3 separate regions of the Homo sapiens genome follow, and all the other regions are linked to region 1. A link is a contact called in ENCODE Hi-C or POLR2A ChIA-PET data. All regions are on one chromosome and are shown on one strand. Each heading gives the region's core, a stretch centred on a gene start or an enhancer-like site at or near the end of the contact. The rest is flanking DNA. Distances are from core to core; before and after follow the strand shown.

What was found. Hi-C counts contacts between places; a loop is a spot of excess contacts on that map. ChIA-PET counts read pairs that join two places held with the same protein, here RNA polymerase II (POLR2A). Pooled maps may share reads with other maps.
Region 2: a map with no recorded cell type shows a loop between it and region 1 (20-fold over the local background). The contact joins the promoter of DHRS4L2 here to the promoter of PIP4P1 in region 1. A Hi-C loop is called at or near these places in 1 of 37 single-sample maps with no recorded cell type and 1 of 50 pooled maps. POLR2A ChIA-PET finds 5 or more read pairs at or near these places in 1 of 52 experiments (activated T-cell).
Region 3: a map of ascending aorta shows a loop between it and region 1 (6-fold over the local background). The contact joins the promoter of NFATC4 here to the promoter of PIP4P1 in region 1. A Hi-C loop is called at or near these places in 1 of 168 maps with a recorded cell type or tissue (ascending aorta) and 10 of 50 pooled maps. POLR2A ChIA-PET finds 5 or more read pairs at or near these places in 1 of 52 experiments (AG04449).

Annotation. Positions count from the first base shown.
Region 1 is chr14:20,459,927-20,463,248 of GRCh38, forward strand. PIP4P1 (phosphatidylinositol-4,5-bisphosphate 4-phosphatase 1) reads right to left here and starts at 1,508. Exons shown (of 7, transcript NM_144568.4): 1 at 1,258-1,508; 2 at 729-919; 3 at 266-372. The coding sequence starts at 1,399. RefSeq lists enhancers at 828-1,794, 1,723-1,792, 1,795-2,760, 2,093-2,172 and silencers at 963-1,132, 1,193-1,602.
Region 2 is chr14:23,987,229-23,990,457 of GRCh38, forward strand. DHRS4L2 (dehydrogenase/reductase 4 like 2) reads left to right here and starts at 1,701. Exons shown (of 8, transcript NM_198083.4): 1 at 1,701-1,847; 2 at 2,954-3,131. The coding sequence starts at 1,720. RefSeq lists an enhancer at 1,237-1,296 and a silencer at 1,467-1,716.
Region 3 is chr14:24,366,759-24,369,726 of GRCh38, forward strand. NFATC4 (nuclear factor of activated T cells 4) reads left to right here and starts at 1,426. Exons shown (of 10, transcript NM_004554.5): 1 at 1,426-1,682; 2 at 2,741-2,968. The coding sequence starts at 1,583. It overlaps LOC124903291 (a long non-coding RNA gene), which reads right to left and starts at 2,627. Exons shown (of 2, transcript XR_007064085.1): 1 at 2,489-2,627. RefSeq lists silencers at 1-166, 1,885-2,264.

The DNA of each region.
Region 1 (3,322 bases), core at 258-2,757:
ACTTCAGGTCCCCAATTCCCCTCCGACCTCAGGATAACACACCCAGTCCCCAAGGCTCTCTATTCTCCGAAACGACATCATTTCATCTCAATATTTTTATTGAGAAACGAGAAAGACAGCTATAACATTCCTGAGGCACATGCTTCAAAGCCTTTTCTCCTAAATAAACACTAGGCTCTCTCACCTTTACATTCTCTGTATACGCTCATCCTTTTTTGACTTTCCAGTTCCCCACTTAGGCCCTTCCCCACCTTATGCCTCTTACCAGTAGGGCCGAGGGCATGCAATCCGTTGGGATGTCACTTTGCAGATAAGGAGACAGTTACAGGGGCATCGAACATATTTTTTCCCTGGGGGTGCATTCTTGATTGGCTAGAGAATAATAGGGTCATCAGCAAGCAAACCTCTAATCCCAATCCCCTCCACTTCCCTCCAAAAACACTTTATGAGATCAGAAAAATAAGGTGCTAACCAGGAAGGAGAAATAAAAGAAAGACTATATCATGAGATTTGCAAATAGGAACTAGGCTAGGTGTAAAAGTGAGAGAAAGTGAACATTAGCTTTGGTGAGTGGCTTCTGGGGAAATGGCTGTGTGAGACACCTGGAACTGAAACCTGGGTATCATCAAAAGCACTTGGCTAATAGCCGGAAGGTCAGGGTCTAGAACCAAGACATCAGAAAGAGGATCCAGGAAACAGGGCCCATTTCATAGATATGTGTAACTCACGGTGGCTTCATTGCAGACACCACATTTGACTACATGCTGATGCATCTTGCCTTCCACGTTGATGAGAGATTGGCAGACTCGGCAGGTGATCATAGGGGCACTCCCACTGTCCGGGCTAGTTAAGGGTGAATAGGGGGGTGGGTCCTCCCCAGGCAACACGGCTGGATGCCCCTCGGGAAACGGGGGAAATGCTGGAGAGGAAGCAAATAGAAGGGCTGGGATCACTTACACCCCCACTGATGCTCCACGGTGGTAGGGAAGTCCTTCTGATCTTCAACCCTCTGACCAAGCTCGGAGGGCTTCTCATAATTGGCACTTCTATCAGGTTGCTCAGAACCCCCTTCCGTCCCTAGGCTGTGGTCGCGATTACGGAGGGAAGGAAGCCTCGCCCAGTCACAGGTGCAGCAGTCCCGCACCTGGCGACTGGGACCCGCCTCCGCCCTCGGTCCCGCCCCCTCCCCGGCTTTCAGAGTACCCCGGGGAGCACCTCGGACCCGCCCCGGCTTACCCTGGGGCGGGGCATGTTTACCGGCTCCGTACGGTGGTGCGGAGGGGGTCAGGCCTCCCCCGGGCCCAGCCCCACTCCCGCCGGGCCCCACTAAACCGTTGCCGCCCGCGCCACCGTCGATGGGCTCAGACAGCAGCGGGGAACGCTCTCCATCTGCCGCCATGGCCGCCACCGCCGCCTCCCGCTCAGGTCGGCGATCCGGCTCCCTTCGCCTCTGCCGTCGCCGCAGCCACCGCCACCGCCGCCACCGCCACCGCCGCTACCGGGTCCCCAGGGCGCCTGCGCGCCGCGCGCCCAGCTCACTCCGCAACCAGTGGCCTGCCCCGCCCCGTTCCGTCTAGCAGCACGTGATAGGCTATCCCCGCCCGGGTCATGCTATTATTCGCGTAGATAAACCAATTCCTGGTCCTGTGAAGGCAGCTCTCCTTTTCCATTGGGGAGCGACGCACAAACGTCAACTGTCACATGACCTGCCAGATGCTGCTGGGCTTGCAAAACCTGCACGTGACTAGAGGTTCTGCAAGCTATTGGGAGCGACGCCCATCGCGCTACCTCCAGACCAGGAGGTAGGGCTAGGCTGCGTCTGCTCAACTGGTCACGTGTTTCTGGAAGCTGCACGGTCCCTGTTGCTCTGCTCCTCATTGGTTCAAAGACACCACTAAAACACTTTTCTCCGGCTTTGCGTTGTAGCTGGTTTCCTATTGGCTGGTGACTTTACTTCTTTCGTCCTGTGATCCTAGCGGCGCAACTGCATTGGCCCGAACTTAGCGCCAGAACATGGGGGGCGTGGCTTATGCATTTTAAAGGAGGCTGGGCGGGTGCAATAAAGGAGTGCGGAAGCTTGGGATCTTCTGAGCGGGGAGAAAATGGACGGTGGGGAACAGTAGACAAAGTTAGCTGTTCTACTCAAAGAAGTACCTTTAAAAAGTCAGAGTAATGAGGTACCAGAAGGAAATGGATTAAAAAGTTAAGATTATCACTCCAGCCTTTGTCGCTAGAGTCACTTTCAGGACAGGACACAAGACTGGGTTTTCCTGGAAGCTGTCCTTACAGAGCCCCGTCTTTCCCCATTGCTGATCAAATTGTTAAATTATCTTTTCATTAGTGTCTCCACTACTAGAAGATTTCATCGTTTTACTAAAAAAAAAAAAAAAAAAATTCAATAGAGATGGGGTCTTGCCTATGCTGGACTCAAACTCCTGAGTTTGATCTCCTGCCTAAGCCTTCCCAGTAGCTGGGACTACAGGGACAAGCCACCGTGCCTTTACTCAGTTTTATGACCACCAACCTTTAACATACGCACAAGTTTGTAGATTGGATTAATCAAATACAAGGTTATTTTCGTCACCTTATTTGACAGATGGGACAGTCTTTAGGCCTGTCTCAACTTTGCTTCCAGCAAAGGGGCAGTGCCTCCTCCCCTACCTGAAGTCTCGTGTGGTCTTTATGGGCGCCTGAACCACACCTGGATTTTTTCCCAAGTCATAGCCCAAACTGGGACTGCTTTAAATATGGGAAGCAACAAGGAATTGATAAAAACAATAAACCCCGAGGAGGTCCATTATCAGTTTGGCTAGCAGACTCTCCACTAAGAAAGGAAGTGCATCAAAGAAAGTACAGCCAGCCCCAAATATGTAATAACAAAGGAACTGCAGATGTCCCAGCACTTGGCTGCTACAGGGGCTGGAGACTTCACCTAGGTCCTGATTTTTTTAGACAGGGTTTTCTCAGGCCAACTTCTACTTGGAAGCTAGTAACCTTCGACCAGTTAGATAAGAGCCCCTAACAGACACTTAAAGAACTAAGGAAGCTCCAGATACAAAATAGGGAAGAGGTTGTAGCTCCATAGAGGGAGGCCAGTCTGCTGCTTTTTCTGCTGTTTGTGGCACACAGATGCTCAAGCATTGTCTGGGGTTGGAGTAGGATCCATTATTTGCGCCCTAGTTACACATATATTCCAAAAACTGTCCTAAAAATATTTTTTAAATATCTACACTTTGTGAAAGACACTCCTTAAAAAAGCTTACACTCTGGGTAGGGAGACAGAATAGTGTAAACATTGACAGTATAACATATCAGGTCAGGA
Region 2 (3,229 bases), core at 451-2,950, 3.5 Mb after region 1:
CATGCCATTCCCCTGCCTCAGCCTCCCGAGTAGCTGGGACTACAGGCAAGTACCACCACGCCCGGCTAATTTTTTGTATTTTTAGTAGGGACGAGTTTCACCGTGTTAGCCAGGATGGACTTGATCTCCTGACCCCGTGATCCGCCCGCCTCGGCCTCCCAAAGTGCTGGGATTACAGGGTGAGCCACCACGCCCAGCTGAATGTCCAAATCCTTTTTCAGCTGCTCAGCTGACCTGCACATATACTAAATGAATCTTGAGCAAACATGAATTCTATTCAAAAGTCATGCCTAGAACTGGATTTCACAAACCAGGATTCTTTCCCCTCTAATTGTAGGGACTGGCATAAGGCTGCCAAACTGGTGATTTCACCAATAACACATCTCTAAACCTACCCATCTGCTTTCATCATCTTTTCTGAAACAAAACACTAACACACACACACACAAAAAGAAGGAAAGGTATACTCCACAATAAAGGACTGTTAAATAAGCTTAGCTTTATGAAACTCACTGTAATTGTTTCCTTTTCTCATTTTGCTTTGAACTAGTGAAAACGCTGCCATGAACCAGCACTGCTTCTCAGTCTGGCTTTGGAGGCCAGTGGGTTAAACTAATTCAGATACTTACCTTTGGGTCTGTTGCGGCCTTTCTACACTGTACCATAAGCCATCCATATTTATTCATTCTCCCGGAAACCCAGGAGGGAGATCATTTCAGCCCACTTGGCAGAAGTGGAGACTGAAGTCTTGGACACAGAATTTATAGCTGGCAAGGACTTTATTCATCATCCATACCCTCAGTAATTTACAGATGAAGAGTCTGGCCCAGGGCACCAATAATAATCACTACATGGTGGCAGTAACTACTATGTGCTTAGTAGCTTACAGTTCATAAAGAGATTTTGCATTCAACAAATATTTATTGAACTAGGATGGAGGCTAAGACCTGGGGACAGAGTGGTTAGGGAGAACTTGAGTGCCCCGAGTTCTTTGCATTTCCACCACTGCTTGAGGGACTGTCCAGCCTCCTCGCTACCACTTAGCCCCTGTAAAGGAGGAAGTCCCTTTGGCGAGGGATATGAGATCCTGTTTTGCCAATGACCGTAGTCTGCCCTCCAAGGGCCCGTGAAGATGGAAGAGACCTTGGGCAGAGTGAAGGGCAGTGCCAGGCCTGGCGCAGCTACTGCCTATCACGTCTCTCTCCCAGGCTGCTCCAGCCTCACCTGGTGGACTCCATGGGGACCACAGGCCTCACCTCCATGGGCAGTCTCAAAACATTTGCCCTCCTGTGGGCTGTCACATACATAGACCCAGACTTTCTTGGAGAAGGAATTCTGAAGAAGCAAAAGCAACCAACTCAAAACCCCCACTTCCCCAAGAAGAAAACGTGGACAAGCAGATGCAGAAGGGCAGCAGCCAAAGTCTGCGGGTTCCTGCGGGGGCCAGGGGAGGGGCGAGCCCTACAGGCAACTTGAACGGAGAGCGCTTTGATCACTCACCAGCCCGGGAAGGCAAGCCCCAGTCAGGCGGAAGGTAGCTGGCTGCGGGGCGGGGCGACTGGCGGGCGGCGGGAGGCGCCAACCGCCACAGACGACTCCCAGCTGGCCGAGGGCGGGAAGGGGGCAGGCAGGGAAGCGGCCCGCCCTTCGTCCTGCCCCTTCGCCCTACTCTGTCACCTCCGCTGGAAGGAGTGGAACCCAGACTTGCTGGTCTGATCCATGCAGATGGCCAGGCTGCTAGGCCTCTGTGCCTGGGCACGGAAGTCGGTGCGGATGGCCAGCTCCAGGATGACCCGCCGGGACCCGCTCACAAATAAGGTGGCCCTGGTAACGGCCTCCACCGACGGGTGAGTGTTGGTGCCGGAGTTTCTGAGGCCCTGGCTGCCTGGAAACATGCACTGGTGTCTCGTCCTTTGCCTCCAGTGCCCCTGTCCTCAGACCTCACATACCGCCAAAGTCTGGCCATGGAAAAAAAGTAGCCACGTGGTCCGCCTGAAGCCCCTCCGAATACCCTGGCCCTCCCTTGCCAGCCCTTCTGTCCCTGCTGCCTCTGGCACAACTGTGCCACCTCTGTGCAGCCCCATCGATCTAGTCCCCCCAGTGTTCTGGGCTGCCCCAGTCAACCAGCCTTACCTAGCCTCTGGGAAGACCAGAAACTGGAAATGCAAGGGAATCTGGATTCAAAATCTTATAACAAGGCCTCCAGCTTTTTGAAAATGTACCATTCTATTTGGGCTCCAGAAAGTGTCCCGGAACCCCTCCCCCTTACCTAGATGGGACACCAGAGCCATGTGTCGAGACTTTTTTTTAGGTCGGTACATCTGGGCCTACCTTGCCCAGCCTGTTTCTCACCCACCTCTCTTGTCAGTCCTGGTTCTCATTTCTACAGGACTTTGCTAGATGCCAGCTCTTCACAAAACTAAAATACAAATGTAGATAAAATGCTAATGGCTGACAACTGCAGAATGTGTAACTCTTCTTCCCAAGGCAATATTTACGTTTTTGACCAGAGACCATCTTTTCACATGCACCCCAAAAAATAATTATGGAAAGAATTTTGAGAATGATGTAGACTAGTAAGAAAGAAACCTGGCGGCAGGACTGTTCTGAGTGAGACCTTCAAATCACGGAAGTGGCTGCTGCTGCACACCCAGCTCATTTCTCACCTCTCAGTCCCAACAGGAGATGAAGCCTGTCACCCGTGGTGGGAACTGTAGAAAGTGATGTCAGTTCTTGGGAACTAAGGCTGTGATCCAGGTCATAATAAAAATAAGTAAAGCAGTGCTAAAAATGGCCATGCCATTAAGCCTGTTTTACACATAGTAGGCACACGTAGGAGTTATATAGAGAAAGAGCCAGAATTCAAACCCGGGCAGTCTTAACTTCAGAGCCCATGCTGTCGACCTCTTCCCCTGCACAGGCCTTAGCAGTCTTTGTCTCTTTCTGCTCACAGGATCGGCTTCGCCATCGCCCGGCGTTTGGCCCAGGACAGGGCCCACGTGGTCGTCAGCAGCCGGAAGCAGCAGAATGTGGACCAGGCGGTGGCCACGCTGCAGGGGGAGGGGCTGAGCGTGACGGGCACTGTGTGCCATGTGGGGAAGGCGGAGGACCGGGAGCGGCTGGTGGCCATGGTGAGCTGCAGGGAAATGGGCACAGAGCCAGGAGGTGGAAAAGGAAGCCAGCCTGAGCCTCCTTCCCTGCTTTCCTAGACAGCAGCACATTTTTACTG
Region 3 (2,968 bases), core at 176-2,675, 3.9 Mb after region 1:
CCCGAGGGAGGACCGAGGGGAGGGAGGGAAGCCGCCTCGGCCGCTGCGGAGCTCCGGCCCGTCGGGCCAGCCCTCCCTTCTTTCCCCAGTCCCGTAGAGCCTGTTTCTCATTAGAGTAACGGGCGCGGTCCCCGCCCGGCTTCTGAGTGTTTGTAAACGTCTGACCTGGGGCCGTCGCTTAACCGTTTAGTTGCTGGGATGGGGCGGCGTTGGGGGTGCGGCCCTGAACCGGAGGGATTTAGAGACTGGAGACGCGGCCTCTAAGAGAGGTTGAAACTGTGTGTGTGTGGGAGAAAATGATAACCACCCTCCCATCTCTCCTACCCGCCAGCCTCGCCAGTATCTCCCACCGAGTCACGAATCTCCCATCTAACTCCCTCTCACACAACCCAGGCCTCTCCAAGCCTGACTTTCCCGGAAACTCCAGTCCAGGTCTTCCTTCCTCCTCCAGCCCAGGTGACAGGTGTCCAGCCTGTTGGGGGCGGGGGGGCCAAGGAGGGGGAAGAGGAGGGGAACCCACAGGGTCCGGAGGTTTCAGGCCCCTAGTAAACCTGGCAAGGATTTTTAGAAGAGCCGGAGTGGGATGCTATCGGGTCAGAGATTCATTCCAGACTACAGTTCTAGGGAGGAGGCTGCCAACTTCCCGTGGAGGCTAATTCACGGCCCCTCTGGGTGGCTGGGACAAGGGCAGCGGCAAAGCCTGGCCTGGATCTACGCCCATCAAGGGCTGTGGGCCTAGGGACAGTTCTCAAAGCCTCTTTGGCTCGGACTGCTCCCAGAGGCATCCAGGCTGGCTAAGCGTTCTTCATCTTTGGGGGTCCTGGAGGAATGGCTGATGGAGGCGCTGATTCGGCAGCGCAAAGACTTCCAGAAGGCCCGGGCAGAGTAGCCCCAGGCAAGGGAGGCGGAAGAATAGCCTTTTCCTCTTCCGAGCAACTCGGTGCCACTCTGCCCCCAGGACCCTCCTGGCCTCAGGCTTGGAGGGAAAGGGGAGGAGAAGTGGTTCTGCCTTGCTAGGTGCTATCTACACAGTCTTCAGAATTTAAAAAAGGGTCTTCCGTGGGCTCTCTACCCTGGGGGCCCAGGATGTGGCCCCTTTAAGGCTCTCGGACCCAGAACCTTGAACTGAGACTAGGGGAGGTGGGGGCTGGGCTCTCTGCGGGAAATGATTGTCACAACGGCGGACCAATAGGCAACATTAGTATCACTCTTGAAGGACCGTTTTCCAATTCAGTTTTTTTTTTTTTGAGGGGGAGGGACTGAAGAGAGGACAGAGGGAGGGAGGGTGGGGGAGGACGAGGGGCGCGTGGTTTTCCCATCTCATCCCTGGAGGAGGGGCTGGAGCATCCCCGGCAGCCAATCAGGGACAGGCTGGGGGGGGGACCGCTTTGAAGAAGTTTGGGGGAAAAAAGTTTGGAAAAGTTTCTATAATAACGAGGGGGCTTCTGGAGGGAGGCGGCAGCGACGGAGGAGGGGGCTTCTCAGAGAAAGGGAGGGAGGGAGCCACCCGGGTGAAGATACAGCAGCCTCCTGAACTCCCCCCTCCCACCCAGGCCGGGACCTGGGGGCTCCTGCCGGATCCATGGGGGCGGCCAGCTGCGAGGATGAGGAGCTGGAATTTAAGCTGGTGTTCGGGGAGGAAAAGGAGGCCCCCCCGCTGGGCGCGGGGGGATTGGGGGAAGGTTAGTGCTGGGCTGGGAAGGGGTCTTGGGGTCAGTGAGAGGAGGGCCGGGGATCCTGAGTCTGGGGAATTTAAGGCAGCGAGCCTAGGGTGGGGGGTGAGGGAGTCAGAGGTCGAAGGGAGTCGGGGGGACTCGTTGGCCTGCGGAAGTGAGGCTGGGGGCCCGGGCACCACTTTCTCCTTTTTAGGTCGTGACTGGGGTGGGGGTGGGGGTGCTGTTGGCTGTGCGCCGCCTCCCGGCTGGGCCGCCTGTCACTGAACTGGGGGGCGGGCGGGAACTACGGCCCCAACAGCACCAGGCGCCGCCAGGGGAAGGGGAGGTTTGGCGCTGGAGCTGGCCCCTGGCGGACCGAGCTCTGGCCCGGCCGACTGGACGCCCGGGGCTGGGGGCGCTGTCAGGCCTCGCTGGGGCGCCCCTCCCCCTCCCCCGTCTGGCCGCAATGAGAGGCAGATGGCGGGGACCGAGCCGGGGGCGGCGGCCGCCGCTCGCACGAATCCGCGCTGCCCGCTGCCCCCCTTCCCCCGGCTGGGCCCAGCACGCATCACCCCCTCGGCTGCACCTCCGCCCCTAGATGGCGAGGAGAGAGGGAGGAGCCACCTCCCCTCGTCACCACAGCCCTGACGCCCCCCTCCCCTCTGGCCACGGTTGCGATGGCAACTGGGGCTCCTGCCAGCGCCGTTTGGGGGTTTGGGAACCGCTGCTAATTGGGTTCATGTGTGAGTCGCCCCCAGTCCAGCCCAGTGCCTCAAGAAACACGCCTCCAGGCCCAGCCCCAGCTCCAGCCCCTCTGGACCCACCTCTCTCACCTTAAGACCCACTGGATCGGGTACCCTCGGTCCTAGGATCCAGGGGCCAGTGGGCAAAGGCCTGGCATGCCTGCTTCAATCTCCTCCATCTTCCCAGGTCCAACTCTGCTTTTGTCTTGTGGCTCAGAAGGTCTCTTTGCTGAGGGGCAGGGAGCATAGAAGGACTTGCGGCCTGGCCACTCAAGGAACATAGCCATCTCACCTGCTTCTCTCTTTCCCCCTCTCCCTCTGCTCCTCTTCCCATTTTGACAGAACTGGACTCAGAGGATGCCCCGCCATGCTGCCGTCTGGCCTTGGGAGAGCCCCCTCCCTATGGCGCTGCACCTATCGGTATTCCCCGACCTCCACCCCCTCGGCCTGGCATGCATTCGCCACCGCCGCGACCAGCCCCCTCACCTGGCACCTGGGAGAGCCAGCCCGCCAGGTCGGTGAGGCTGGGAGGACCAGGAGGGGGTGCTGGGGGTGCTGGGGGTGGCCGTG